Regions from separate parts of the Homo sapiens genome. Here region 2 is linked to region 1. The links are chromatin loops, found by intact Hi-C in ENCODE. Cell type or tissue: PC-3. All regions are shown on one strand. Links, peaks and the distances in the headings refer to the core of each region. The heading gives the core; the rest is flanking DNA.

The links. Peaks named below come from ENCODE experiments on the same cell type or tissue, not always from the same donor. Only the 100,000 strongest peaks of a DNase experiment are listed, where the experiment ranks them.
Region 2: a loop joins it to region 1, with 2.7 times the contacts of the local background. A loop is called at or near these places in 2 of 110 quality-filtered maps.

What each region holds. Positions count from the first base shown.
Region 1 is chr13:102,704,791-102,710,180 of GRCh38, forward strand. No RefSeq gene overlaps it. Among named protein-coding and RNA genes, the nearest start is that of METTL21C, 12 kb to the left of the region's middle. In PC-3, for the core only: no CTCF peak of the experiment used is centred there; DNase peaks (open chromatin) are centred at 501 and 2,871; H3K4me3 peaks cover 265 bases.
Region 2 is chr13:102,649,978-102,655,367 of GRCh38, forward strand. It overlaps TPP2 (tripeptidyl peptidase 2), which reads left to right. Exons shown (of 30, transcript NM_001330588.2): 24 at 1,382-1,420. Among named protein-coding and RNA genes, the nearest start is that of METTL21C, 42 kb to the right of the region's middle. In PC-3, for the core only: no CTCF peak of the experiment used is centred there; no DNase peak of the experiment used is centred there.

The sequences.
Region 1 (5,390 bases), core at 286-5,285:
AAAAAAAAATGGTCTCTCTCTGTCTTCTCTCTTTTTAACAGGTTGGGATTTTGCTTGCGCTGTTGCCCAGCCTGGTTTGCAGTGGCGCAATCATGGCTCATTGCAGCCTTGATCTCCTGGGCTGAAATGATTCTTCCGCCTCAACCTCCCAAGTCTTTGGGATTATAGATGTGACTACTGCACCTGACTAAAAATTGGTCTCTTTATTACATTTTTCCTTTTTTTTTAAAAAAAAGAATGATGGTCTCTTTTTAATTGGTATAATGAATACAATCCACTGGCCAAAGAAGAAAGAAATAAAAGCATGTGGATATATATGTGCATGTGGTGTGTGTGTGTGTGTGTGTGTGTGTGTGTGTGTACTGTCAATAGACTAGTAATGTCACCTGATAGGTGTACTGCTGCTTTTCAGTTTAAAAACCCCATCTATAAACACCATCTCATTTGATGCCCATGGCAATTGTGTAGGATCCATAGAAATGGCATAATGAATACTGGGGCACAGAAAGTGGAGGAGAGGTCCCTATTAGTCATCAAGGGCAGTGAGAAGGAAAACAATGAGTCAAATAAAAACAAACCAGCCATGAAAGAAAACATTGATATCCTGGACTTCATTAAAGCTTAAACTTCTGCTCTGCAAAAGACACCACCAAGAGAATAAGACACATCACAGACTGGGAGAATATATTTGCAAAAGACATATCTGATAAAGGATTTTTATCCAAAATATGCAAAAAAAACCTCTTAAAACCCAACGATAAGCAAATGAATAACTCAATCAAAAATGGACAAAAGATCTGAACAGAAACCTCCCCAAACAAGATACACAGATGGCAAATAAGCAGATGAAAAGATGCTCAACATCATATGTCATCAGGAAAATGCAAATTAAAACAAGACACCACTATATACCTATTAGAATGGCCAAAAGCCAGAACACTGACAATACCAAATGCTGGTGAGGATACAAAGCAATAGGAAGTCTCTTTCATTGCTGGTGAGAATGCAAAAATGGTTATAGCAACTTTGGAAGACAGTTTGGCGATTTCTTCTTTTTTTTTTTTTTTGAGACAGAGTTTTGCTCTTGTTGCCCAGGCTGGAGTGCAATGGTGTGATCTCAACTCACTGCAACCTCCACCTCCCGGGTTCAAGCGATTCTCCTGTCTCAGCCTCCTGAGTAGCTGGGATTACAGGTGCCCACCACCACACCTGGCTAATTTTTGGTGTTTTTAGTAGAGACGGGGTTTCACCATGTTGGCCAGGATGGTCTCAATCTCCTGACCTTGTGATCCACCCTCCTCGGCCTCCCAAAGTGCTGGGATTACAGGCGAGAGCCACTGCGCCCGACCCAGCTCAGTGGTTTCTTACCAAACTAAATAAACGTACTCTTATTATACAATCCAGCAAACAAGGTTTTTGATACTTACCTAAATGAGCTGAAAACTTATGGAACCCTAAGTTTATGTCCACAAAAACCCTGCACATGGATATTTATAGTAACTTTATTTTAAAATTTTTTTTATTTTACTTTAAGTTCCAGGATACATGTGCAGAATGTGCATGTTTGTTACCTAGATATATATGTGCCATGGTGGTTTGCTGCACCCATCAACCAGTCATCTAGGTTTTAAACCCCACATGCATTAGGTATTTGTCCTGGTCTCCCTAGTCCCCCACCCCTGACAGGCCCTGGTGTGTATTGTTTGCCTCCCCGTGTCCATGTGTCCTCATTGTTCAGCTCCCACTTATGAGTGAGAACAGGCAGTGTTTGGTTTTCTGTTCCTGTGTTAGTTTGCTTAGAATGATGGTTTCCAGCTTCATCCATGTTCCCTGAAAAGAACATGATCTCATCTCATTCCTTTTATGGCTGCATAGTATTCTATGGTGTATACGTGCCACATTTTCTTTATCCAGTCTATCACTGATGGGCATTTGGGTTGGTTCCAAAGCAACTTTATTTGTAATTGCCAAAACTTCGAAGAAACCCTGATGTCTTTCAATAGGTGAATGGATAAGTAAACTGTAGAACATCCAGGCAATGGATTATTATTCAGCACTAAAAAGAAATGACCAAGCCATGGAGAGACATGGAGGAATCTTAAATACATATTACTAAGTGAAAAAAGCTAGTCTGGAAAGGCTGCATGCTGTATGATTCCAACTATATGGCACTCTGGGGAGTGCAAAACAATGGAGACAGTAAAAGGATCAGTGGTTTCCAGGAGGTGGGGTTGAGGGGGATGAATAGGTAGAGCCCAGAGGACTTTGAGGGTGGTGTAACTACTCCATATGAGAGGATAATGGTGAGTACATGTCATACATTTGTCTTAATGTGCATTAAGAGTGAACCCTAATGTAAACTATAGACTTTGGGTGATAAGTGTCCATGTAGGTTGATCAATTGTGACAAATGTACCGCTCTGGTGTGAGATACTGATAGAGGGGGAGGCTGGGGAGAGATGAGTGGCATATGGGGTGTATGGGAATTCTCTGTGTTTTCTGCTTAATTTTGCTGTGAGCCTAAAACTACTCTAAAGACGTCTTTTAAATAACTGCACACATAATAAAAGTAAATAGCAACGATATTCAAGATTCAACGTTTTAGTTAAGAGACTTTATTTGCAATAACAGGTTAGCTTCTGTTTTAGTTCTCCCAGAACAAAATTCCATAAGTCAATATTTTACTAATCCTTTCTCACAATGTTAATAGAAAACCCTGAGTGGAAATCAGAATTCAATCGTCAAGTCTGTGCAAGTGGAAACCCTGAATTGCAGGGTAGCTTAAGTGCTTTACACACATTGAAGATCAGCTGATTTAGTTACTAGTCTTGGATCTCTTCCCAGCACAGCAATAACGATGGCATTATCAGTGGCTTCAATATGGGATCGTCTTGTCATTCCAGACATATGAATCACTCTAGATACTGGAATAATAACACAGGGATTTCTCCCAAAAGAAAGAATTGCAGCATGCCTTAATACAGAGACAATAAAATCAGAAATACTCAGTTACACGTGCATAGAAAACCTCAAGTTTATCTTGCAGTATCTCTTTAAGAAGCCCAGGATGAATAGAAGAGAGCAAGGAAATGTCACACTCCTCTCACTTTAGAGAAGATGAATGTGATAAAAGGCTCATCTCATGAAAGCTGTCTATGTCACCTGTCCCAGAATGTGTTGATTCTAGTCTGAAATGCATGCCAAGTTATCCCAACCACTTAAAACCATCAACATTAGAAGATAGCCAGGAAACGGACTGAGGCCCAAATAGAACCTCTTTTTTTAGCTTTCCTGGCAAAATAGGAGCTGTAGGTTCATAGATCATTTATAAAAACTTTGACTCCATCAAACTTACTAATCATTTTATTTAAAATAGAGCTCATCTCTACAGACATTCCTTATTTAGAGTATAACATTTTCCATTCTCTTGGTTTAATTATTTTATAAGTGACAAGCTGGGCTAGACGTTTTCCTTCCCAGACATTTATTTTGTTCTCTGGAAAATATTTCCTGCCTCTCTTTACCTAGATAATTCTTACTATTTCCTGCCTCACAACTAGGCATCACCTGCATCAGGTCCACTTTAATTATCTGAGAATCTGCCTCTGCCTCCTACCCACTGGACTGTAAGGAACATGAGGGTTGAGACCTTGTACCTGGTCTGGTTACTGGCATGGAAAAAATGCTCATTAAATGTTTAAAGAATGAATGAATGTACGAATGAACACTGGGAACAACTTCTTTTTATTTCTTCAACAGAATTTAGGTCACACAAGTTTTAAAAATTCATGCAGATCAGTTTCTTTTTAAGTAGAGAGATGCTTAATACTCTTATACTCACTCCTTTAGAAAAGATTGAACTGCTATATACCGATCACTTTTTCTCACCAAGATTTTTCTTCGCTAAATTTAAAACATATAGAAAGTTATAAAACTAATATAATAAATACCAAAATTCCCACCACATAGAATTTTAACTTAATATTTTCTCCTATTTGCTTCCAGTTATTTTTTAAAGATATAGATACAAGTAGAGGTCCCTTCCAACAGATACACTGTGTCAGTCATGCACTTACCACCTTTCAGCTCCAAATTCACCCTTTTTTGCCTGCTCTATGCAAACAGATGTGGGCCCTTTCAATACTTTGCCAGCTGGAACAATGCTAAACTTTGTCAGTAGACTAGACAGAAGGAGAGGGTTTTGCCCCTTGGTTCAGGTGTGCTCCTGCAGACTGGCAGCTTCCCCAGTGTCCAGCTCCTTTAGAGCACATGGTTTCCCCAGGACCCAGCTCCTGCAGAGCTCATAACCTCTCTAGTTCTCAGCCTCTGCAAGGCATGGCAGCCAGCAGCACCCAGCAGCAGCAACTCACCTCCCTACCAGCATCCTTGAGTAGTTTCGTAGCTCAGCCCTTCCCTACAAGCAGCTTTCCCAGAACCGTCTGGGGCAGATTTCTGACTAATGTGACTAGCACAGCACCACAGGGACTTCTCCACAATCCAGTGAGCCATGGCCACATCCTCTCAATAGGCTCTGGATCTCAGCCCTTTTGAGGGGACAGGCAACTTCTATCTCAGACTTAAGCATAGAGGCTGCTGCTTATATTTGTTATTTCCACACTTTTTAGGGTTCTTGTTTTACTAGTCAATGCCTCATTATTCCAATCCCTTGTTATACCTAATTCTTTTATATTCAACTTTCCCTGTTTAAATTACTGTCTGGTTTCTTTCTCCTGATTGGACCCAAGCAGAAATAGATACAAAGGGTCCTTTCAATAGGAATATAAAATTTATATTTTTCTTGTAAGGTATAAAATTAATCAGTATAGCTGCTGTAGCTTCTTCTACATCTAGAGGTATGATAGGAACTGATATGCCTGTACTCTCTGTCCTGCAAGTGCCAGAGGGGATGATTCTGATTGGGAAAAGCCACATGTAGAGACATGCTAGCACCCTTGGAGATTCACACACTCCTGGTTCCTTTGAGCTTCAGGTCATGGTGACCAATGATTATGCCAAATGGGGTCCCTGGCAATGGGAGACACCCTCCACCCAAACACATGCCCAGAAGTGTTGAACTTGTCACTTCCCTGTTGTGACTACCAGGCATACTCCTTCTGAAAATCAGCTATCAGCTTGGTCTTGTCCTCTAATTGAAACTGCACACCTGACCTATAAAGGCCTTGTGACTCTCTGGTCTGTTTAAACTCAGACTCAATCGCTAACATGGTGAGAAGGGTCCAACAAGCCTAGGCTGGAAAATGGAATTTGGACAGCCTGGCCCCAGCAGCATCTCGGCTGTACACAAAACAGTGGGCACAAGCCCTCTGAGGGAAATTTTATCTCCTATTCACCACCTGAGGCGAAGCTGTGGCTCCATGGGGCCCTCACTT
Region 2 (5,390 bases), core at 243-5,242, 55 kb before region 1:
CATTGGAATTTCACATGGTTAAGTAGGAAAATATGAGATGTTTCTTTTGGTATTGCCTTTTAATTTCAAAATGATGCTTTTTTTAGAAATATGTTTCTGGTTGTTGTACTTTAGACATATATGTTACAGTTTTATAAGTACCTACCTGTTTTTGTTTTTTCCTTCTATGTTTTCATTACAAATTTATTATGAGAATGATGTTTATATAGATCTATCACCTTTTGTCATAATAATCATTTTAGCTCAATGCCAGTAAAAGTTGTCATTCTTAACAGTTTTGCATTTCTCTGTACTATTACTTCTTACAGAGCTAAGTAAGCCTGCTACATAAATGCTGTTATCAAAATGAGTAGTTCTCATACATCTTAAGAATTATATTTATTTTTTGCCACTATTGAACCAAAAGCCATTTATTTACTGTCATTGAAGCATAATTGGGGAAACTTGTGCTTAGAAAGTTGCCTACCCTGACATTTCTTGGGTCTCATTTCAGTTTATACTGTTTATACATACGTACTTTAGTATAATTTGAAGTAAATCAATAGTTAATGGTTTGTAATTAATACATGCACTGATTTAAGAAACCCTGGTAGTTTTTTTTGTAGATTTCATTTCACAGGAAGCATAGCTGCTCCAGCTATTGGGCGTCAGCTGTGAATTTTCGTTCAGATGACAGATGACACTTTGAAGAGTCTGCTTACTTGTGAAGAGTATAACAGAAAAGCATTATTAGTAAAAGTGGGCTTTTAGCAATTCAGAAATAGTTACTACTTCCCAGTTACATTGTTTTAGGAGACAATTGTGAAATTAAATTATAAATATGTGGTGTTAACTATGGTAGCTATTTATCAAGGGAGACCTTCCTGGGAGAAAGCAGTAACTTAAAGCTGTTGAGTTCATTATAACTTCCATCACATTGTTTATGTAATCTTTTCTCAGTGGTTTAGCGTTTTCTTGTTTTTTGGTAGTTGGGAAGGTAACTTTCACTTCACTTTGACTTTCACAGTAACTTTGTTGCTTTTTATAAGAATGCATAGGCAATGGGGTTGTTGTGGTACCCTTTAATCAGACTAGACCATCAACTAAATTTACTATTTTAAGAAATGCTTTTATAAGCAATAGATTTTGATCTACTAAATTTTTCAATAAGAAGTTGACATGTACTCTTAGTAATAACATATTTGAGTACTTTTTCTTATGTAAGGAATGAAAGTGGCAATGTTGCTTTCTTTAAAAGCATGCCATCTTAATCACAGACCTGAGCCTTCTAAGTGGTGTAACACAGGTGGAACATAAACTGAAAGACAATTAGACAGAGGTTCTGTCTCCATCCTGTGTAGATTATGCATGTTTTCTTACAGAATGTCGTTCTAACTCCCAGGGGCAGTCTGCAGCAAAACGACAAGGAAAATTTAAAAAGGTACTGATTGTCAGTTCTTAAAAAAGATGTCTTAAAGCCTTATTTGCATATTAAACTTTTTTCTGTCACTATTATAAACCTTTTTTTTAATAAGTCTCCCTTAGTTTCCTTTCTTTGCATTCTAAAGTATAGTGCTCTTAGCTGTACTTAGAAGCATTGTTGACATACTGCTTTTCTAAAGGTTTTTTTTTTTTTCCCCACCATAAATTCCTGGATGACTCATTTTCTCTGTGTATACAAAAATTTTAATGCTATTCATTTCTTGCTACAGATATGATAACAAGTAGCAATATTTGAAATTTTTCATATTTACAATTTTATAGAGAGATGGATGTGATAATTTTTTTTTTTTAGCCATATAAGCTAAAGCACTTATTTTTAAAGTCTAAAAGCACTTTTAAATTGGGTGATTTGATTAATAAAATGTTGCAGCTTTTTAAAGCGAACTTTATTCCCTGCTCTTGTATCCATTCTGGTTCTGAAAGAAGAGAAACAATAAAGATCAATGGATGTAGCAGGAACAGAAATAAGGACTGTTCACTGACAATTAAAGCTTATGCTAAGAACACAGATTTTAAGCCCATCGCTACTAAGTGGTCTGATCAGCCTCTCTGCAGCATATTAAGCAATCTTTGATTTACTGCTGGGGCCAGATTTAACTCAGAAAAGAAAATGTCTGCTATAAATATATTTTAGGGCCAGGCGCAGTGACTCATGCCTGTAATCCCGGCACTTTGGGAGGGCAAGTTGGGCAGATCCCTTGAGCTCAGCGGTTTGAAACCAGCCTGGGCAGCATGGTGAAACCCTGTCTCTACAAAAAAATGCAAAAATTAGCCAGGCGTGGTAGCACACACTTATAGTCCCAGCTACTCTATTGGAGGCTGAGGTGGAAAGATCGCTTGAGCCTGGGAGGTGGAGGCTGCAGTAAGCTGAGATCACACCACTGCACTCCAGTCTGGGTGACAGAGTGAGACCCTGTCTCAAAACAAAACATACATACATATATATATATATATATATATATATATATATATATATATATATATATATATATATAAAAGGGACCACATATTTAATAAGCTTTCTGGTGAAGACGTGCTACGTCATTCAACATTTTCATGATTTCTTTTTAAACAGAAAGAATTACAGTGGGAAAATCAGTAATGTCCTAATGTATACTTGTTAATTAGTAGTGATATGGAACTGGGGAATCACCATTCTATAACAGCTTATCCTTTATTAAAATGTCTTCTGAAATGTCCATATTATTACATAATAGTAAATAATTTGTCCAAACAAAATACAGATACTAGGAATCATCTTTCTGGAGAAAGATCTAAAGATCAGTATTTCTCAACTGGGTGTCTTGACCGTTTGGGGGCCACGTAATGGGATAAAAACAGCATTTTTTTAAAATAGGAAATGTCAGTTCATCAGACTCATAAAATTGTAATTTCATTTTATGTATTAATGTGTATATCTTTGGGACATTGTAAAAATAGTTTGCAAGTTACTGCTTTAGAGAACAAGGAATAGGTATTCTAGGAATCTATTAAAAATAGAAGGCACTTATCACGAAGGCCATAGCCAATTATTTTTCTTCTTATTTTTGTTGACCTTTTGCAAGTTTGGGTAGATTTTGTTTGAATTAGGTTGTATAGTTAGGAAAACACTGAATGAATAGGAAGGCATTTACTTGGTGATTAGTAAAGCTTCATTTGAAGAACTTGGCAGCTAGAGTTATCTCTGCTCGTTCCTTTCTGTCTTCAATGCAAGTACACAATAAAGCTCTTATTTTAGAAATAATTAGTATTACAGTTTTATAGTCACATTACAAAGAAAAAAATACATGTATAATTTCCGGTTGATTAAGATAAATAGCATTTTGTATATAATTCTTAATAGATTTTTTCCTCTGGGTTTCAGTGACTTGATTTGAAACGGTATGTCACCCTTTTTAAAATTCCTTGTAAAATGCAATAATATATTTTCTGTTTGTTTGTATGTTTTTTTAAGAGACAGTCTCACTCTACACTCCAGGCTAGAGTACAGTGGCATGATCGTAGCTCACTGTTGCCTCCAGCTCCTGGGCTCAAGTGATCCTCCCACCTCAGCCTCCCTAGAGTGGCTGGGACTACAGGCGTGTGCCACTATGCCTGGCTAATTTTTACTTTTTATAGAGAGAGGTCTTACTACGTATGTTGCCCAAGGTGGTCTAAAACTCCCGGCCTCGGACGATCCTCCTGGCTCAGCCTCCCAAAATGCTGAAATTACAGACATGAGCCACTGCACCCAGCCTGAATATTGTCACTTTTAACAGATCATAAATAGCATTCAAATATGATATAAATTTTAAAAATAGTTTATGTGAAGCTTTTAAATTTTTGAGTATTCAGTTACTAACAATTTTAAGAACTAAAGAAATTGCCATTTTGAACCACAATTTAACTTATAGTGCGTTGTGTTGCCCAAAGAGTAGTTATTGGTTTGGCAGGTGAGTTTGACTTTCTGAATAACACTGTTCAGTTTGAACACTGTTGAAATACTTCATGAATAGCTGGAATGCCTTTTTTCTAAACTTAACATTAAATATATACTGTAGAGAAATCTTCATAGCATTTCTGCTCTGAAGATTCTTCTTGACTGTCTTTTTAAACCATAATCAAGATTTCTCAAGAATAAAGGTACAAAATTATTTCTATTAAATTGGTACTATGTTAACCCCTTGAGAATTGTCATAAAAATATTAATATTTATTGGCACAAAGAAGAAATTATTGTGATACAGCAAGTGAAAATAGCGCCATTTTTCTTTTGATTAGAAATTAAAACTACCAGGTTTATAATTTTTACTAATAAAAAATTCCCTGTCCTGAAACATCTTGTAGGATTACACTAACATTTATAATTGTTAATTTGATATATTTAACATGTAAAATGCTGATTACAAAACCTTGATTTTTGTTTCACTAAGATAATTCATCATAAACTTTCTTTGTCTCTTTTTTTGCTTTTAATGATAGTCTAAGGTTACTAGGATATCTTTTTTCCCACTTTTGATAGGTCTTTGTTAGAATTAATTGTAAATCCTAAATTAATTTTAATAGATTGTTCATTTTAAATTCAATTCTCTTTTCTCTTCTGTACTAAAACAATAGCAAATACCTCTGAGTCTGAGGAGGAAGTGCCTCACAACACATAGGCTGCCTGCCTAAGAGCAGCATACCTCTCTCCCTGATACGGTGAGGAGGTGTGGGAAGCTCAGGGAGAAAGACTGGAGACCACTCTTCTAGCACACTGGGTGGCAGAGAAGCTCAATTCCATGGAGAATGGAGCTATATTAACAGAAAGTAAATATTGGAGGCCACTTAGCCCCTTTAATTCCTAGATGTGTTGTCTTTGCTGTACAGATGACACTGATGCAGTCTGTTTCCATAAGAACTTGGTGGTAGAAGATCAGCTCAGATTTTGCGCTTACCTTGGCTTTGCTCAGGGCAGTGCCTACCCAGAGAGTGAACCTCAAGAAGGAGAGGAGCAGGACAGGCAGCTGGGTCCTGAAAGAGCTAGCCCAAGCAATAGACCTGTTTCCTTTTCCCAGTCTCATGTTTCACGTGAGGCCTTTGTTTACAGGTTCTGGCCCCCTGACCTCAGAGGGAGAATGACAGCCAGTGGCTACAAATGGATTTATATGGTTATCTGACATCAAAGTGGTTTTCTGTGCTTTAAATGAGTCAGTGTGGAGATAGGATTATTATTTTGTGTTGGAATACTATTAGAACTACAACCATAGTTCCTGTTGTTTACTGTTACATCATTTTATACCCCGAAATTGTGTTGGTGAAAATATTTAAAATGGGAATATTTGTGTCGTATATGCTCCTAAAAATCCTATTTGCGGGAGGTGAGGACTTGCAGTATTATTTTTTTACTCAACCAGAGTAAAGCTTTTTCAGTGAATGTCTTTTTGGGAA